Linked DNA regions of Homo sapiens: all the other regions are linked to region 1. A link is a contact called in ENCODE Hi-C or POLR2A ChIA-PET data. All regions are on one chromosome and are shown on one strand. Each heading gives the region's core, a stretch centred on a gene start or an enhancer-like site at or near the end of the contact. The rest is flanking DNA. Distances are from core to core; before and after follow the strand shown. Region 1 holds the start of AKAP11 (A-kinase anchoring protein 11). Region 2 holds the start of NUDT15 (nudix hydrolase 15). Region 3 holds the start of SPART-AS1 (SPART antisense RNA 1). Region 4 holds the start of RB1-DT (RB1 divergent transcript).

Region 1 (4,735 bases), core at 429-2,928:
CAACCCTGAGATAAACCCCACTCTGATCAGAAATATGCCTCCCCTCCAACCAGAGACATTACACCCCTGACAATAAAACTCTCCTCCACCCAGAAACATTCCAAGTCTACAATATGCTCTCCCTCCCTAAACCACTAAATACCTTTAGTCTGTAAGAGAGAACACTCCTGACCGAAATCGGCCAGAAGCCCCTCTCAGGTTTATTCTCCAAAATAAACCTGTCTCTGTTAAGCTGCTTTTTGTGTTTCTTTCTTTAACTCTTACAGTTTCCATCTCCAGGCTCAAGAAAGTTTACTTTCTCATTTCTTCTTCCCTCAAATGCACTAGAATAGATCCTTACTTAGGGCCTTTGAATTAGTGTTATCCTTTTCCTGGAATGCTCTATGCTCTGATTTTTGCGTCTGTTATTCAAATCGCTGCTAAAATATCTCCTCCTTAAAAGGGCATCCCCTTTACTAGCCACTCAGTCACCATCACCATCACGTCACTTATTGTAACTTCTTTGCATACAGCTTAAAACCAACAGATTTTTTTTCTTTTCACCCTCAGATAAGTTCCCTAGAATCTACACTACTTGTCTTCATCATTGTTCAATCAACAGCCTAGAGTAGTGTTTGTTGAATGAAGAAATGAACAAACGAATGCACCCTTTCTTCCGTGACCCTCTCCTCTGAACAGGGCAAAACTTAACTCATAACGAGGATACACTCAAAAATGTCTTTCTTATTGCCAGGTGTTTCCACTCTTGAGGAACAGATGCCCTTTAGGAGACAGGGCAATTTGACTGGACTGGCCCTTCCGATTTTAGGTGAAAATAATCACCATAACAGCTTTTCATCTCTGGCTAGGCTTCCCAGTGACCAAAGCTTTACTTTCCGATTTCCATACCACGTAAAGACATCAGGGTGAGCACTAGGGCCCTGAGAACCCTGGAAGCTACTTCTTGGCTGGGATAGGGCTGGTTGCCCGGTGCGCTGTGAGTGGTCCTCCCCGGAGATGCTGGGAGAAGGGGCGGAGCCATCAGAAAGGATGAGCCTTCCTTGGGCCTTCGGATCTGGTGGGGCTGCCACTTTGGGAAGGGCCCCGGGCTTCGGAAGAAAGCAAAACTAGCCTTGTGGCGAAGAAGGAGCCCAGCTGGCCCCAGGCTGTTAAGACTAAGGGGTCGAGGGAAAAGAGGCAGAGCCTGAAACCAAATCTGCGGAGCAAGCCAAGGCCTGGGGACTTGCCAGAGGGAAGGGTTAAGCCGTTTCCAAGGCAACGGACCAGGAAGCGCGCAAGACGTCCGCCGCAGGTTCGTAGGTCGCCCTCGAATTTAAAGCTCCCAAGGCTGAGTGGGTCCCGGCCAATGGAGAGGCCCCCTTTAAGTCATGTGACCAGCGGGGCTGCCCCGCGGGCTGCTCCGCGGGCTGCACTGGAGCACGTGGGAAGGCTTTTTTTCCTGTTCCTTCTTTCCCTTTTTAAACGCCCACCCACTTTTGCGCGGGCTCGGCCGCGGAATTTTTCTCGCGAGAGGCGCGCTGCCCTCTCGCGAGAGAGAGTGGGAGGCGTGGAGAGTAGGCGGTGTTGCGGGCCGGAGCTGCGGCGGCGGCGGCGGCGGCGGAAGCCGAGGGGTGGGCAGGGCGGGGGCGGGCCGCGGGGCTGGGAGGGGGAGGGCTGGGGGTCAGCGCGGGAGGGGGCCAGCTTGCTTGCCCGGCTCGCTCACGGGTCGTTGAGGCCGGTGACATGTCTGTGAGCTGCGGAGGCTGCGGCCCCCAGGTGAGCCGGGCGCCGACGTGCTCGCCGCGGAGGCTGCGTTTAGATGGGGTGGCGGCGGGTGTGCGGCCGGCATGGATGGAGCGGCCCGGCTCCGGCGCTCCAGCCCCTCCGCCTGCCGCTGGTCCCCCTTCTGGCTTCGGGGCCGCCCGAGAGCTGCGCCTTCGCATGGCGGAGGGAGGAGGGCGGGAGGAGCGCGGCCGAAGGAGGAAACTCACCGCACCGGGCCCAGAGTAGAGGGAGGTGCTGGGTCTCGAGACGCGTCTTCCTGGGGTCCCAAGTGTGGCGGTGGAGCTGCCGCCCCTTTTAATGACAGGCTGTTTCCATCCCCGGGGTGGTCTTCAGAGACGGCCCCCCGGGTGCGTGGTGCGCGTGCTTAGTGTGTGTTCGTGGTGTGCGCACAGGAACATTTGCAGCGGTTGGGAGGACGTTGCACTTTGTTCCCGAACAGCATCCTTCACTGTCAGACCCCCGGAGCCTTGGAAGCAGGCGCTGCTCAGATCTTGTAAACGGAAGGCGTCAAGGGGCTCCTCAGAGTATTGATATTTGGATTTGCTGTCAAATACTCTCCTAGGCTGTTAATGGCTTAAGGCTGGCCATAAAGTACCCCGAATGGATTGAGTATACTGCTGTTAATCCAGGCATCTAAGCTGCTTTATAAAAAATATGTAGATGTAACCGAAGTATTAAAAAGTGACAATGACAGTAAAAGCTAACATTTTTTCTCTTCCCCATATTACCAGCTTTCATTTTTTTTCTCTGCTTTGTCTGTCTTCTAAAACCATATAAAGTTGGATGTGGTTTAGCTTTAGATGTTAAGGAGTTTCATGGTGAGAAAGACTGCTGAGATACATACCTAATAGCTTTAGTACAAACTGGAGTTAATTCCTGTTCTCTTTTCAGCTTTTCAATCGCTTGCAAAATGCTCGTTTTGCTTAGCTGCTTCCCACTGTTTTAGAAATGTCATGTCGATTGTTATTTTGTTATGTCTGAAAATACTCAAAATATGGAGTACTAAGAAAAAATGGGGTATCAGTAATGCACAGATATATTTTTTTTAATGTCATCATTTTAGGATGGCAGCCCAGTGCCTGGCATGATTGGTGTCAGTTAAAATAGTGCAATTGAATGATTTTTTTTTTTTTTGAAAAACACATTTACTTTTTCAAACGGTACCCTGATTATTCATTTTTTCTTGTCGTTGTTCCTCCTGACAAAACTGACCCAGGGGTGGACAGTGAATGTCACTATTGTAGCTGTAACAGTAATTTATGAAAGGTCAAAGAATGTAAGGAAATCAGGGAAGAAGTGGGTTCCCAAGCTGAGCTAGAGACTAATGTATGTACCCACATAACTGCAGTATCGACAATATTGATAAGGGCCTAGCAGTGGACTCCTAGGCCAGTGATATTTTGCAGTTGTTGAGGATATGGGAAGTTGCCTAAGACATGGAACCATAGTGAGAAATTCTCTAGCCTTCTCTAGCCCCCTGAACTCCAGGGATAAGTCTAGAAGCTGAAGAAGTCCTCTTTTGCCTTTAGAGGCTGGAAAAAATACGGTACTTTTAATTTTTTTATTTTTTAATTTTAGGAACTTACTGTCTGGAAAAGGAACTCAAACCAATTTGGACAATATATTAAAGGCCGTTTTAAGAGAAAATGCCAGTTGTAAATAGGTAGAGGAATTCTGTCTATACGTGACAAAAATGTGAAAGACTTAGAAAATATCTCTTTGTGAATGGGCAGAGGAGACCAGTGTTGATTAGAAAAAATTCCTTCTTACTCCATCTTAGCAAACTAATTTTCAGAAGTAGAAAAATAAATTTTTTGGCTGGTCTTCATAACCTTTTGGCAAGGGTTTCAAACTTGTAGGGCGTGTGGTGTTTGGTTTTTCAAAAGTAATTGAAGTAACTTTGGATAGGGTAACTGATTTTGTTTTTTTTCCTGTCTTGTGGTCTGCATTTTATTAATCAACTACCTGGAAGGATTGAAGGGTGAGGACAGGTCGAGAAAAGCTTTAAGTTAAGCCTGGGCATGAGTTAAGGGTCAATGAGCTGGTAATATGGGGAAGAGAAAGAAAAATGCTTTATCAGTTTAAAAACAGCCTGGAAAGATCCAAGTGTCTCGATTCTCCCAGTCATCCTTACATATAAAAGTTTATTAAAAAAATACTTCTGGGCCAGGCTTGGTGCCTTACACTTGTAATCCCAGGACTTTAGGAGGCTGAGGCGGGTGGATCACTTGAGACCAGGAGTTCAAGACCAGCCTGGCCAACATGGAAAAACCCTGTCTTTACTAAAAAATAAAAAATTAGCCACGTGTTATGGCACATGCCTGTAATCCCATCTAGTCGAGAGGCTGAGGCACAAGAATCGCTTGAGCCTGAGAGATGGGAGATTGCAGTGAGCCGAGATCGTGCCACTGCACTCCACCCTGGGCGACTGAGTGAGACTCTGCCTCAAAAAACAACAACAAAAAACTTCTGGAGTAAAGGCATTTGAAATTTGTAGATTAGAGACTGGACATGGTAAAAGGAGAAAAGTTATCATTTTTAGAATAATCTGAGAATGTTTCTTGGGAAATAAATGGGGTAGAGGCCTGGAACAGAGAGGATGTTACTTGACTGAAAATGAGGTATATTGTAAAGAGTTTCGGTTTGGGAGTCAGGTCTATTAATTAAATGAGCCTCATTTTCTTCATACCCACCTCAAAAAGTTAGTGCGAAGCACATAGTAGCTGCTTACTCAGTGTTTTTATTTTTACCTCCCGTAATGGTTTGAGGATTCTTTGATTGCAAGGAAGAAAAAGCCAATTTAATTAGCCTACTTAAAAAAAAAGCATTTGTCATACAGTGCTGCTGAAGTCCATTGCATGATTCCAATTCAGCGTTTTGGGAACCAGAAAGTCTTCAGGCAGTTACTCTTCCAGTTTTTCTCTGGAAGCACATGGTCTTATGTCTCTGCTACTCACGCAGGTCTGTTCCA
Region 2 (5,008 bases), core at 1,589-4,088, 5.8 Mb after region 1:
AGCTAAAGAACGAATCCATGTAACCAAAAACTTGAAATTAAAAAAAAGGAAGAAGTCAAACTCTGTAAAATAGTTGAAGGGATGTATTCTGAGCCAAATATGAGTGACCATGGCCTGTGACACAGCCCTTGGGAGACCCTGACAACATATGCCCAAGGTGGTTGGGGAGCAGCTTGGTTTTATACATTTTAGGGAGACATGAGACTTCAATCAAATACACTTAAGATACAGATTGACCATTGGTTTGGTCCAGAAAGGCGAGACAACTTGAAGTGGGGCAGGGGTTCCAGGTTATAGGTAGATTTAAATTTTTCTGATTGGCAATTGGTTGAAACAGTTATTATCAATAGAAAGGAATGTCTGGGTTAAGATAAGACGTTGTGGAGACCAAAATTTTATCATGCAGCTGAAGCCTCCAGGTAGCAGGCTTCAGAGAGACTAGATTGTAAATGTTTCTTATCAGACTTAAGGTCTGTGTTAATGTTAAATGCTAGTTGGCTTTTCCTGAATTCCAAAAGAAAGGTGGCATAATGAGGCATATCTGACCCCTGCTCTGTCATGGCTTCAACCAGTTTTTCAGGTTAACTTTGGAGTGCTCTGGCCAAGAGGAAGGAGTCCATTCAGATGGCTGGGGGTGGAGGTGCTTAGAATTTTATTTTTGGTTCAGTTTTATAGTCTTCTGTATACAAGTGTTCCATATCTTTTGCTAAATATATTTCTAAGTATTTTATGTTTTTTATGGTATTATAAATGGTATTGTTTTAAAAATTTACTTTTCAATTGTTCATTGCTAATATATAGAAATATAATCAATTGTGTATATTAACCTTGAATCCTACGACCTTGCTAAACTTATTTCTTCTAATGGCTTTTTAATTAATTCCTCAGGATTGTTTTAAAAAAAAAAGACGGTTACTTATTCCTTTCCAATTTAACTACGTTTTATTGATTTTTAAATTTTATGAGTTGTGCTAACTAGAATCTCCAGCAACATGATGACTAAACGTGCTCAGAGTGGATACCCTAGCTCCTCCCAAATCTTGTCTTTCACCAAGATAAGGCTAGGCTAGTGCTATGGCTGCCATAACAAAGTATCAAGCCATAACAAAGTATCAAAGATTGTGTGGCTTAAATAACATAAATTAATTTTCTCACAATACTGGAGGCTAGAATTCTAAGATCAAGGTGTCAGCAGACTTGGTTTCTTCTGAGGCTGCTCTCCTTGGCTTGTAGACGGCTGCCTTCTCCCTGTGTCATCATACAGTCTTCCAATAGAACACAGTCTGGGTTCTAATCTCTACTTCTTGCGAGGACACCAGTCATAACATTAGAATAGGGCCTACCCTAGTGGCTTCATTTTAACTTGATCCTGTCTCCAAATGCTGAGGTACTGGGGGATAGGACTTCGACATAGGAATTTTGAGGGGACACAATTCAGCTCAAAACAGTCATTAAATATGATGTTAGCTGTAGGTCTTTGTAGATGCCATATATCATGTTAAAGTTTCATTTTATTTCTAGTTTGCTCAGAGATTTTGTGGAGTTTTTTTAATCACAACTGAGTATCGGATTTTATTAATTTTTTTCTGCATCTATTGAGATGATTATATGTATTTCCTTTCTCCCTCTGTTAATATGCTGAATTACATTGGCTTTTCAAATATTAAGCCAACCTAGTATTTCTGGGATTAATCTCATTGTTCAATATATTATCCTTTTTATATACTACCATTTTTTGAGAAGATATTGTAAGTACCTTTGTAATGAATGTGAATGTTGATAGTGAGGAGAGATGCTGTGAAAAGCTTAATACCCATTTAGTATAACATGGAGAGTAAGCATATTACTTAGAAATAAGTAGGCAAATATCAGAAATACAGTTCAAAGAGTTAAAAGTGATTGTTTCTGAAAGTAGGAGGGTCAGGTTGCTCTTGTTGCGGTTTTTGCACCATTTTACTTCTTAAAATTATAGCTATAGGTCAGGCGCAGTGGTTCACGCCTGTTATCCCAGCACTCTGGTAGGCCCAAGTGGAAGGACTGCTTGAGGACAGGAGTTGGAGATCAGCCTCGACAAAAGACCGACAGCCCACCTCCACAAAAAAAAAAAAAAGAAAGAAAATTAGCTAGCTTGGTGAAAATTAAAATAAAATAAAATTACCAGTATGTGCACATTACTTTGGTAGAAGTAAAAATAATGAGAAAGAGAGAAAACCCTCCCAGTAACTAGTCATTTGTTTTTATGATTCAGCTGGTTTGTATTTTGCATGGTGCATGGTGTGCAAACATCTGAAAATGTCTGTTTTCCACTGTTTGTAACTAACTCTTCCCAGCATGATTTATCAATTAGCCTTTATTTCCTCCCATGACTTATGAATATACCTTAAGCATAGTTGTTTATAATGGGATGTTTCTAAACGACCTATCCTTATCCTGGTACCACGCTGATTTGAGCTACAGGGCAAATGGGTGCACCATGGTGGGCGAGGTCATTCACGGAAAAAAGAATGTGCAGTGGTGCCGAGGTTGGTAAGAGCAGGCGGCTTGTACATGTAAATGCATGGTTTGCAGGAATCTGGGAGTGGATAGGCTGACGGGTGATGAATATTCAAAGCACAACTGTAAGCGACTTTAGTTACAGCGAAACTCTAAGGCACGCTGCCCTTCGGAAGGAAACACGGCATTCCCCAACCTGATAGCCCTCCGCGACGCATTACGCACCGCGGACAGCTGGAGAGGCCGAGGCGCTCTCGCTTTGATTTCGGCGCCTCCGCCCTCGCGGGGAGAGATTGGCTGCGGCCGCGGGACGGGGTAGTGAGCGCGTCACTTCCTGCCGCTGCCAGGCGCGTCCTCCCGCGCGCTATGACGGCCAGCGCACAGCCGCGCGGGCGGCGGCCAGGAGTCGGAGTCGGAGTCGTGGTGACCAGCTGCAAGCATCCGCGTTGCGTCCTCCTGGGGAAGAGGAAAGGCTCGGTTGGAGCTGGCAGTTTCCAACTCCCTGGAGGTCATCTGGAGTTCGGGTGAGCAGCCGCGGACGCGAGGAAACCGGGGCGTGCGCAGAGGGACGAACTCACGCCGTGCTTGCTTCCGTGTGCCGTGCGTGAGAACGTCCGCGCTGACGCTGCGTCCTTTCTTGCGCGTTCCCTCGGTTCCTCCCCTCGACTTCTGGGCGACGTAGGATCGCGCCCAGGAGGGGGCGCTGTGCTGGGTCAGGCGAGGTCTTTGCTAGCTGGGTCTTTCCGGCTGCGCCCCTGCTGGGTGGTGGTTGGGAGTTCGTCTGTGAGGTGTGTTTCTCACAGCTTACACACAAAAGGAGGAAAGCAGGTGTGTGTAAACCTCCAGCAGCCCGATATTGTCAGCTAAGACATTGCACCGTTTCCATGTGATTGATTGATTGATCGATTGATTGATTTGAGACTGTGTCTCGCTCTGTAGCCCAGGCCAGAGTGCAGTGGTGCTATCTCCAGTCACTGCAACCTCCGCCTCCTGGGTTCAAGCGATTTTTGTGTCTCAGCCTCCTGGTAGCTGGGATTACAGGCGCCCGCTACCACGCCGTGCTAATTTTTGTATTTTTAGTAGAGACGGGGTTTCGCCATGTTGGCCAGGCTGGTCTCGAACTCCTGACCTCAGGTGATCCACCCGTGAGGTCAATGACCATAGCCAACATTGAGCTCTAATGGGCTTTTTGTTAAAGGCTGGATAATATGCCAAGCTCTTTGCATGTATACTTTCATTTGATCTTTACATAACTGGCATACTCAGTGGGCTAAATTTGATGGGAGAACAAACAGGAAATGGTTTTATTTTCTCCTTCCACTGCCTTCAAACATGATTTTTTCTTTCCCTCTTCAGTGACGTTTCCTGCAAATTCTATAGTTTTCTTGTCACTTGGTTATAAAAATAAATCACATTTGGGTCAGTATGATTCACTTCCAAGCATTTAAAAGTCCAATCCAATTTAAACCTTCAGTGTCACTTCCAGTTTCTAATCCCTCCCCTGCAGTGCATAAAGGAGGTGTGAGCCATTGTTCTGCTTTTCTGTATCCTCCTCCTCTTCTCACCTGGCTGTCTCTGAGTTTCCTTCTTTCTCCAGTGTGTTGGAGGAGGAGAGAGAGCAAGCCATTCAGGTGACTGATGCTGCTCTGATCCATCCATTGGTGTCCTCTGGGCATGATATCCACATGTGTGCTTTCTCAGGGTATGTTTGTCAGTTGTTGGGAAGTCCCACAGAGATTTTCCTGACATAGGTGACGGGCTTTCTGTGATGCTGGCCCACCTCCTAGCTCTTGCTTTTAGCACATCACCCCACATTTTCTTTCTACTGGGATCTCCTATTTGATTACCCAGCAGTCTCTTGTGGCATCTGCTTGGCCCAAAGGAAACACACAATGGGAATGATATTTCCACTGCTGCCCTTTTTCCTTGCTCTACCTCTGTATTCATCTGCATCTGGAAACTCCGAGGGACACATTTCAGATTTACCCAAGAGCTTTCACCCTTGTAGCACACCTTTTCTGATGCACTGGGGTAGGCCTGTGAGTTTCTGCAGCTCAGGATGTCTTTAGCAGGGGAGTGACACACTGAGTATCTCCTTCTTGAGTCACTCCCAATCTTGTGACTGATTCTCTTGGAATGTTCCTCACCTGTCTTGGGGGGGCAGAGTTGGCCCCTTGTAGTCTGGAAGGGAAATGCTCCTACTAGGCTGAAAACTCCAAACTTTCCTCTGTCTCAAACATCTCCTTTTTTTTTTTTTTTTTTTTTTTTTGAGACGGAGTCTCGCTCTGTCACCCAGGCTGGAGTGCAGTGGCGGGATCTCGGCTCACTGCAAGCTCCGCCTCCCGGGTTCACGCCATTCTCCTGCCTCAGCCTCCCAAGTAGCTGGGACTACAGGCGCCCGCCACTACGCCCGGCTAATTTTTTGTATTTTTAGTAGAGACGGGGTTTCACCGTTTTAGCCGGGATGGTCTCGATCTCCTGACCTCGTGATCCGCCCGCCTCGGCCTCCCAAAGT
Region 3 (4,610 bases), core at 273-2,772, 5.9 Mb before region 1:
CGTTCTAATAAAACACATTTATTTCAACATAACTACATGTATGTCTGTGTATGTCTTAAAAAATACCCGAGAAAAGGTAAAATTCTGCATTAAAATACCTAGCAATTTAGTTCGATTCCATAAACACTGAAAGAAGTAACACTCTCACTTAACAGTCAACATTACAAGCAGTCTTTAATAATACCGCATTTAACTCCTTAGAGCTAGCACAAGTTGATCTAATGCCTATTTGGCCCTTTACCAAAAAAGCGGAGGGGGCTTTGTCTAACACCTGTATACACCTCCCTCCGTAGCATCCCGCTCATTCTAGCTTCTTAGGGAAACCATAGACAACGACGTTTCAGAGAGTGCCAGAGGTGAAGCCGACCCGAAACCACATTACAGAAAGGCTTCCTGTTTCAAACAGGTCCAATAAAGCCACCAAATTAAGTCTACGATTATAAAGAACTGCGAATCAGAAAATAATTCCATATAGGTGCAGTCTTCTATTACTTTTTTCCCCACTTTCGGAAATTTCAAAGAAAAATTGCTACATTCTTAAATATGAGGCCATTATTTCAAAGGCTGTAACAACCTGGAACGCAAATTCGTTAAATTATGATACAATAAGGCCAACCTCGAGGATCCTCGGTGGACTACTAGCGCACTTCCTTACAATTAGAAAGTGAAAAACTGGGTCAGCCCTAGAGTCACGCAATAATGCTGCGTCACGAAACTGCGCATTCCAAGAGAAACTTTTCTCAGGCCCAGAATTAAGTCGGAGGGATCCGCCGCGCAGCTCAATCCCTAGGAAGCATGAAAGAATGTATTGTAAAGAGTAAAATCACGCGCAATCCATCCCAATATAACCGCAGTTGTTCGTGGGCCTTCTTGCAGAGAAAGGCTGCCCAACCTTGACGGGGCCATGGGCGCTGCGGGAGGGCAAAAGACCACAGAGATCTGCGAAGCCAAAGTAAACAACGGGGTTGGGGCGGCGAGAATGATCAATAGCGATGCTCCGAAAGGACTCCGCGATAGGAATCGAGCGGGAAGGATTCCCTCCATCCTAACAGTCCATGGGTTAAGAGGCCGAAGCTTCCCTAAATACCACACTCCCGCGAGAGAAGGGACTGAGAACAACTTCTCAAACTATTCTCTCTCGAAATCGCTCCCTTCCTCGAAAATTCCATCTCTGAGACTCGGATGAGGTCCCCACCCCCTCCACCCTTGTCCCGTGACCGTCGCCCGCTCAGCCTCCCAGCCGAGTCCGCGGGGCCTGGGGCGCCCACCCCGCCCACCCAAGGGACCGCGCAGGGGTGAACTCCCCCGCGCCCCACCTGCGCCTTCCAGACCTCGGGCGCCCCGGCGTTGCCTCGAGAGCTCCCTGCGCGGCCGCCGCGGCACGGACCAGCTCCCACTCCCTTACACTGGGCGCCGCTGCGCTCGCCGGGGGCCGGTCCCGAGGTTCCCAAGGCCTCGCGCGCGCGCTTGCCGTGGCAACCAAGACGTTCCACGACGCGCGCTCTCGAACGCTTCGCGTCACGCGGCCGCGCGGCCCCGCCCGTCGGCCTCGCTCCCGCCACAGAGCCCGCAGCACGCCGCCGCCGCAGCCTAGGTCACGTGAGTACCCACGCGCGCGTCTTGCCAGCGGATTCATCACCGGCCTGCTCAGACTAGGTTCTGCCCACTCTGACCTTCTAAATGGTACGTGGGAGGACGTCCGTCCCCTTCGGACCCAAGAGTCACCGTAACACTCTAGAAGGGGAGAAAAGGAGCGAGGGCGGCAGGCGACAGAGAACCTCGCGAGTCAGCGGCCCCGCGCAGACCCCCCCAGGCACGGTCCCCTGCGGCCACGTCGGCTGCTCGGCGCCTGCGCAATCTCTTTCTCTCCAGCGAAACCGAGGCCTCCGGAGAGCCTAGTAGAGAGTGTGGGCAGTGAGCGCTTGTAGCCGCTAGAGGGAGCGCTGGGCACAGTGCACGAGAGACAATAAAGGCTGATTATCCCCTCAATGTCTCTGCAGCCTGAGCTTTGTGACTTCTGTATCCAGAGCACAGTTAATTTCCAAAAGCCCGCCTGCACCACGTGTTTTAAGTCTTGGTGTGTGTGTAAAGTCTATATCACTATCATAAAACTGTTAGTTCCTGATTCCGGGATACAAAGAGTAAAATCAAGATGAACATACTTTACCCTTCTTGACAAGTGTTTTTAAATTAGTAAAATATTGTAGATGACAGACTCTTCAATAGGGCTGCCTTAGGGAAAAAAAAACAGAAAAAAGAAAAAGCAGTATGTACTTGCCCGGAGCATTTAGAACCAGTTTTGTTGTTGTTGTGTTTTTGTTTTGTTTTGAGACAGAGTCTTACTATGTTGCCCAGGCTGGAGTGCAGTGGCATGATCTCGGCTCACTGCAACCTCTGCTTCCCAGGTTCAAGCGACTCTCATGCCTCAGCCTCCAGAGAAGCTGGAATTACAGCTGTGCACCACCACTCCCGTCTAATTTTTGTATTTTTAGTAGAGACGGGGTTTCACCATATTGGCCAAGCTGGTCTTGAAAGCTTGACCTCAAGTTAGCCAGGCTGGTCTCGAATTCCTGACCTCAAGCGATCCACCTGCCTCAGTTTCCCAAAGTGCTGGGATTACAGGCGTGAGTCACCGCGCCTGGCCTTAGGACCAGTTAAGTGACTCCCTCAAATCTCAGAAAGGTAGCAGTCAGTCATCCCAAAAAGCAAAACCTATTAGGAATATATTAATACAGTGGTTTCAAAATGATTTTGCTCTTATACCCCCAAAGGAGTCCCCAAAGACTATGACTGTATTCTCACTTCCACGTTTTTGGATTGACCATCACAATTTCTCATCTGACTTAAATAGTTACAAAAGAAGCAACTTCTGTTTTATTATAAATTAACATTTTAAAATAAAAGTTATATAACTTTTAAATGTAGCCAGTGGAATCTAAATACCAATTTAATATCTAAAATCATCAATTTTTAAAACTACATGAACAAGCTTTTAACAGAAGGAAATTTTACATCATTTCTTTTCTTCTTGAACTCATATTTCCGTTCCATATTGTGAAATTGTATGTCAATATTTCTTTAGTCTTGCAAATATTGGCCAGGCTTGGTGGCTTATGCCTGTAGTCCCAGCTACTCCAGAGGCCGAGGCAAGAGAATCGCTTGAGCCCAGGAGTTCGAGACCAGCCTGGGCAACATGACGAAACCCGTCCCTACAAAAAAACACAAAAATTAGCTGGGCATGGTGGTACACATCTGTAGTCCCAGTTACTCCAGAGGCTGAGGCAGGAAGATCACCTGAGCTGGGGAGGCAGAGGCAGCAGTGACTGAGATTGTGCCACTGCACCCCAGCCTGGGCAATAGAGCCAGACCCTGTACCCCCTGGCCCCCACCAAAAAAAGAAAGGAAATCTTTTATTGGTCATCTACTCTACTTCTTTACATTTAAAAAGTACATACATTTAAATAGAATTTTTTAAATTTCCAACAGCCATAAAGATGAATGTGTTTAAAACATGTAGAATTTCTATACACAAAATTGTTATATATAGAAAACCCTAAAGAATTTACTACAACACTGTTAGAACTAATAAATGAGTACATCAAGGATTCAGGACAACAGGTCAACATACAGAAATCAATAGTATTTCTATACACTAGCAATGAACATTTCAAAAATGAAATTAATTCCATTCATAATATTATCAAGAAGAATAAAATACTTAGAAATAAATGTAATAAGTGCAAGACTTGTATGCTGAAGACCATACAACATTGCTGAAAGAACTTAAAGACCTAAATAAATGGAAAGACATCCCATGTTAAAGGGTTGAAAGACTTCATATTGGGAAGATGGCAGTACTTCTCAAATGGACCTCCAGACGCAACACAATCCGTGTCAAGATCCCAAATGACTTTTTTGCAGAATTTTGCAAGCTGATCCTAAAATTCATACAATCCAGGGAAATATAAGGACCCAGAATAGCCACATGAGCACACACACACAGATCTTGAAAAAGAAGAATGAAGTTGGAGGACTGACACATTCCAATTTCAAAACTTAACTACAAAGCTGCAGGCCAGGCATGGTGGCTCACACCTGTAATCCCAGCACTTTGGGAGGCCGAGGCAGGCGGATCACCTGAGGTCGGGAGTTCGAGACCAGCCCGACCAACATGAAGAAACCCGGTCTCTACTAAAAATACAAAATTACCTGGGCGTGGTGGCGCATGCCTGTAATCCTAGCTACCCAAGAGGCTGAGGCAGGAGACTCACTTGAACCCGGGAGGTGGAGGTCACCGTGAGCCGAGATTGTGCCATTGACTCCAGACTGGGCAACAAGAGCAAAACTCTGTCTCAAACAAACAAGCAAAAAACTGCAGTAAGTCAGTGTGGTTAATTTTTGTTTTATGAGGTATGTTTATGTTCACAGAAGCTTCCACGTATGGTTAAGTTACTGCTAGCCATAGTAGTCTAGTGCTGACTTCTAGGAATATTCGTACTACTGACTGCAGAATTACCTGGCATCCAAACAGAAAGACACTGGCCAGGCACCATATTGCTTTCTGTTTGGGTCCTACAGTGCCCAGTACCAGAAGGATGTGGTAGAAGGAA
Region 4 (5,160 bases), core at 1,701-4,200, 6.0 Mb after region 1:
TAAGCTCCCAGGTATATGTGTAGGATGTGCAGGTTTGTTACACAGGTAAATGTGTGCTATGGTGGTGTGCTGCACAGATCAACCCATCACCATGGTATTAAGCCCAGCATCCATTAGCTCTCCTGATGCTCTCCCTCTCCCCACCCTTCCCCGCTACAGGCCCCAGTGTGTGTTGTTCCCCTTCCTGGGTCTATTTTATGGTATGTATGTGTGTATGTGTGTGTGTGTGTGTGTGTGTGTGTGTGTGTGTGTATCTATTTATGTGTATATATTATGATATATACACCACACTTTTTTCAAACTATTATTTTAGGTTTAGGGATACATGTGCAAGTTTGTTATATAGGTAAACTGTGTGTCTCTGGGGTTTGGTGTGTACAGATTTTTTCACCACCCAGGTAACAAGTGTAGTACCTGATAGGTAGTTTTTTGATCTTCTGTCCTCTCACCCTACACCCTCAAGTAATCCCCCAGTGTGTGTTGTTCCCCTCTTCATGTCCATGTGTTCTCATTGTTTAGCTCCCACTTATAAGTGAGAACATGCAGTGTTTGGTTTTCTGTTCCTGCGTTAGTTTGCTGAGGATAAAGGCTTCTGGCTCCATCCATGTTCCTGCAAAGGACATGATCTCATTCCTTTTTATGGCTGCAGGAAAATATATTTTACATACTAGTGAACATAGTTAAATTAATCCATGGTCAAGACATATATTCTTTTGTAAATTGAGAAATCTCTTTATCATAATTGTAATATGGTAATAAATAAATCTAGATTACATAAATGTAATCTAGATGTTGATAAACTGGTTTTAAATAAAGCAAGTGATATCTACGTATGAAGAGAGTTTACTTCAGTTCCTAGAACTTTCCTTCACTTTCCTGCCATCCCTACTTTTAGTAAGCAAGCATTTACTGTGTGTGTAACACTGTGCTAGGTACTAAGGCAATGATGATACCCAAGATTTGGTCTCTATCCTGAAGATAAGCACAGGAGAAACATTATCAGTCATGATGCTTTCTGTTGCAAACAAGTGAAAACCTCAGCTCAGCTTAGGTCAGCTCCAGGGCTGGCCAAATCAGAGGCTCATTTATAACACTGAGGATCCAGATTCTTTTGAAATTCCTCCTGCACCAATATCAGCATTTCTACCTTCTCTGTAGGTTGGCTTGCCTCACGTTACAATGGCTGCAGCAATCAGAAGTGTCACATCCTCAGTAATACTTAATATTATTACTATTATTTAATAATATTTAGAACTGTGCCATCCCTGTTTCAATTTATCAGGCTCCCAGCAGACTACTCCTTATCTTTCAAATGTCAAAACTGCATCCTGAGCTCTTGCCTAAACTAATCTGGGGTGAGGTGAATGGAAGTAGCACTTTAATTGTATTCATTCTTTGTAGCTGGACCTGGGCCTGGGCCCTATCTCCTGACATTTGCCCACAAGAAAGATTTCTGAAGTTAGGTAGGACTGGCTGTTGAGTAGGCCAGTGCTTGCCAAACCTTTACACATCCTCACATATGTCATAATATGCAGATAAAAAGATAATCCCTTATACAACTTGCTGGGATAAACTCAGGAGGCTTACAGCCATGACCTGCTTGAAGGTTCTTCCTGCCTTAGACCTTGCTCAGCTGCTCCAGGATGAGGGGATTTACATCACAGCACAACTGTATTTTATTCACAGCATAAACCATCTCTTTCCTTCTCAGTTGACGAGTTCAGATGGGCAATAACAGTGTCTGCCAAAGAGAAAAAAAAATGTATTCAAACTAGATAATCTATTGGTACAAATACCGAGACACAGAAGTGATAACAGCTTTAAGCCAATGTTTGATGGTGGTAGTCCCAGCAAGCTCTTTTCTGATGTCTTTGTGCCTTTGCACATGCTCCTTCTCTGTCACTGTTTTCTTCATCAAACATAATATAATGGACAAGTGGAATCAAATAGAATTGAGTTCAAATTCTCTGCTACCCATCGGCCCTGGTATTGGACAAATTAACTCCTCTGAGCCTGTTTCCTCATCTGCAACGTAGACTAGCTAATACTACCCATTGGAAAGCGTTGTTTCTTAGCTAATGCATGCAAGGCTTAAAACCTAGATGACGGGTTGATAGGTGCAGCAAACCTCCATGGCATACGTATGCCTATGTAACAAACCTACACGTTCTGCACTTGTATCCCGGAACTTAAAGTAAAAAAAAAAAAAAAAAAAGAAAAGAAAGAAAGAAAAAGAAAAAAAAGGCTGTTTCTGGGGATTAAATAAGACAATTATGTAAGGTGGCCAGCACAGTTCCTGGTACATAGTAAATGTCAGGCCTGCCTGACAGACTTCTATTCAGCAGCTACTGCTCCCCTGAAAATCTTCCTCAGACGTTTCCACGGTGCTTCCCGTTCTTACACCACTACAATCCTTTATTACACTACTATCCGTTCATTCCCCACAGCTCCCTCCCTTCCTTTCCCTAACCAGTGATCCCAAAAGGCCAGCAAGTGTCTAACATTTTCTATCTTCTAAGTGACTGGTAAAGTTCCGCACCTATCAGCGCTCCAAGTTTGTTTTTGTTTTGGCCGACTTTGCAAAACGGATTGGGCGGGATGAGAGGTGGGGGGCGCCGCCCAAGGAGGGAGAGTGGCGCTCCCGCCGAGGGTGCACTAGCCAGATATTCCCTGCGGGGCCCGAGAGTCTTCCCTATCAGACCCCGGGATAGGGATGAGGCCCACAGTCACCCACCAGACTCTTTGTATAGCCCCGTTAAGTGCACCCCGGCCTGGAGGGGGTGGTTCTGGGTAGAAGCACGTCCGGGCCGCGCCGGATGCCTCCTGGAAGGCGCCTGGACCCACGCCAGGTTTCCCAGTTTAATTCCTCATGACTTAGCGTCCCAGCCCGCGCACCGACCAGCGCCCCAGTTCCCCACAGACGCCGGCGGGCCCGGGAGCCTCGCGGACGTGACGCCGCGGGCGGAAGTGACGTTTTCCCGCGGTTGGACGCGGCGCTCAGTTGCCGGGCGGGGGAGGGCGCGTCCGGTTTTTCTCAGGGGACGTTGAAATTATTTTTGTAACGGGAGTCGGGAGAGGACGGGGCGTGCCCCGACGTGCGCGCGCGTCGTCCTCCCCGGCGCTCCTCCACAGCTCGCTGGCTCCCGCCGCGGAAAGGCGTCATGCCGCCCAAAACCCCCCGAAAAACGGCCGCCACCGCCGCCGCTGCCGCCGCGGAACCCCCGGCACCGCCGCCGCCGCCCCCTCCTGAGGAGGACCCAGAGCAGGACAGCGGCCCGGAGGACCTGCCTCTCGTCAGGTGAGCGAGCAGAGCCGCCGTCGCCTCACGCGGGAAGGGCGCCCCGGGTGTGCGTAGGGCGGGCGCCAAGGCGGCTCGGCGGGGATCCGTCCTCGCCAGGGGCCGGGTCCCGGCGGGAGGAGGCGCCCTCCCTGCCCCCCGCCACGGCGGAGCGTCTGCAGAATGGTGACAGGATTCTGGGTTCTTGGGCGAGGGGTCTCGGCTTCAACTTGACAGGTGTCGGGCGGGTGGGGCTAGGGTCCTGAGCGAAGTGACAGGTGCAGTTCCCTCTTGTGAGGCTCGGAGGCAGAGGGTCGTTGCGAGCGTCCATCAGACGCAAAAAATGAAAAATAAAAATACAAAAATGGTGTCTGTGGGAGAGTTTTTCACCGGAGAATTGGAGTACTCCGGTGGTCGTCTGACTTTCTGTTTTGGTTCACGCGATGCAACAGTTGGGAAGTATTTTCTTCCGGGCGTGCACTGCATCTGAAGTCCATTTGTGGGAGAGGCCGACCAGAAAGCCTTGGACAAGAAGCGCAGGGTCCTGAGTGTCCATTGCCCACAGGATACTCGGCTCAGGAGCTTTGCGGCGTTTCCTTAGAACAATAATGCATCGAGGCCTTGGGGACTCAAAGCCATCTGTAGTGATTGATGGAGCGTAACTCTTTAGAGGAACTGAAACATGGGCAAAACTTTCATGAGACATTTACCAGAAGTGCTTGAAAGTTTCTAAACTTTTTTTTTTCCTGTTTGATGAACTCTTCTTGCGTGTTAGTCGGCTTCGGCTTGTCTCATTATTTCTTCCATTTTGCCTTTTGACTTTGAACCAGCAAGGATCTTGGTGTCCCCTCTTTTTGCCTTTGTTTTTGGCACAAAATTAGTGGTTCTGTGCGCAAATGGAAATTTTCGTTTTCCCTTATTAAGTGGAATCTAAATTTAAGCAAGTCCATACGAATGCACTAGATCTTGAAGGGAAGTATTTATTGTATTACAACATCTTACTTTTCTTGATTTTTCTACTTTATGGTTAAATAGCTATGATTGAAAGAGTGTAATTGTCATTATTGTCAGCACTGGTTCTACTTTGAGACAAGTTCATTGCAGAGGGAATGGGACTTGTTTCTGTTTTTCACTATTTTCTCTCCCATTCTTGTCTATCACCAAATCCTTTCACCCTCACCCATTTCTTTCCACTCGGTATACACTAACAATTCACGGCAGAAAAGATTGAAGTGGGATTTAGGAAATGGCCCCTGGAAGGCTATTAAAAATTTATATATTTAAATGGACTGTCTTATAGGTCAGTTAAAAACCATATTCGTTAAAAAACCAAAATAACAACAACAAAAAATTAAAAACCACGTCTGGGGCATGTTCTGGGAAAAGACATGGCTTTAGTTTCTGATTAAATTCTGATGTATCCAATTCTTGCAAATTTCCCTTGGGAAAATGCAGTAATGGCTACTCTAAAGAATTCCATGTTATGCACACAGCTTTGGAAGCATACTCTAATGTAGGGTAACCAGGAATATTGACGTTGTGGCCACTGCTTGGAAAAAAGAGGACTGTTTCTTTCATTTTTTAACTCATTTTATATATTTTAAGTAATGGAACTATAAAAAATTCTCTTATAAGTCAAAACCATACAAGATACAGTCTGTTCTTGATTATCCATACCCACAAAGGGTTTCATTAACATAGACAGTTGAACTCTATAAATTAACCAGCAAGGGTAGAACCGCTGCCGTGCAGTCTGATACTGAGCATCTTGCCTGGAGATGGAATCAAGGCTCAGTCCAACTGCACCTCCAGTGACAGATTCCATTCCTGATTTGAGAGTTTAGATCTTATTTCTGTTGCCTTATCTCTGGCCTAAGTAATGT

The links. Hi-C counts contacts between places; a loop is a spot of excess contacts on that map. ChIA-PET counts read pairs that join two places held with the same protein, here RNA polymerase II (POLR2A). Pooled maps may share reads with other maps.
Region 2: a pooled map shows a loop between it and region 1 (14-fold over the local background). The contact joins the promoter of NUDT15 here to the promoter of AKAP11 in region 1. A Hi-C loop is called at or near these places in 7 of 50 pooled maps.
Region 3: a pooled map shows a loop between it and region 1 (11-fold over the local background). The contact joins the promoter of SPART-AS1 here to the promoter of AKAP11 in region 1. A Hi-C loop is called at or near these places in 7 of 50 pooled maps.
Region 4: a loop to region 1 is called in a pooled map, with 7 times the contacts of the local background. The contact joins the promoter of RB1-DT here to the promoter of AKAP11 in region 1. A Hi-C loop is called at or near these places in 4 of 50 pooled maps. POLR2A ChIA-PET finds 5 or more read pairs at or near these places in 2 of 52 experiments (H1 and T-cell).

What each region holds. Positions count from the first base shown.
Region 1 is chr13:42,270,474-42,275,208 of GRCh38, forward strand. It overlaps AKAP11 (A-kinase anchoring protein 11), which reads left to right and starts at 1,679. Exons shown (of 13, transcript NM_016248.4): 1 at 1,679-1,755. RefSeq lists an enhancer at 869-1,048 and a silencer at 1,589-1,938.
Region 2 is chr13:48,034,888-48,039,895 of GRCh38, forward strand. It overlaps NUDT15 (nudix hydrolase 15), which reads left to right and starts at 2,839. Exons shown (of 3, transcript NM_018283.4): 1 at 2,839-3,017. The coding sequence starts at 2,860. It overlaps LOC124903172 (a long non-coding RNA gene), which reads right to left and starts at 3,105. Exons shown (of 2, transcript XR_007063788.1): 1 at 2,719-3,105. RefSeq lists enhancers at 1,967-2,843, 2,844-3,719, 2,886-3,125, 3,176-3,335.
Region 3 is chr13:36,344,909-36,349,518 of GRCh38, forward strand. SPART-AS1 (SPART antisense RNA 1) reads left to right here and starts at 1,523. Exons shown (of 5, transcript NR_045181.1): 1 at 1,523-1,599. It overlaps SPART (spartin), which reads right to left and starts at 1,486. Exons shown (of 9, transcript NM_015087.5): 1 at 1,317-1,486. RefSeq lists a silencer at 1,335-1,384.
Region 4 is chr13:48,300,752-48,305,911 of GRCh38, forward strand. It overlaps RB1-DT (RB1 divergent transcript), which reads right to left and starts at 2,951. Exons shown (of 3, transcript NR_046414.2): 1 at 2,540-2,951; 2 at 1,588-1,741. RB1 (RB transcriptional corepressor 1) reads left to right here and starts at 3,000. Exons shown (of 27, transcript NM_000321.3): 1 at 3,000-3,298. The coding sequence starts at 3,162. RefSeq lists enhancers at 2,128-2,853, 2,854-3,577, 3,652-3,701, 3,942-4,011 and a silencer at 3,152-3,441.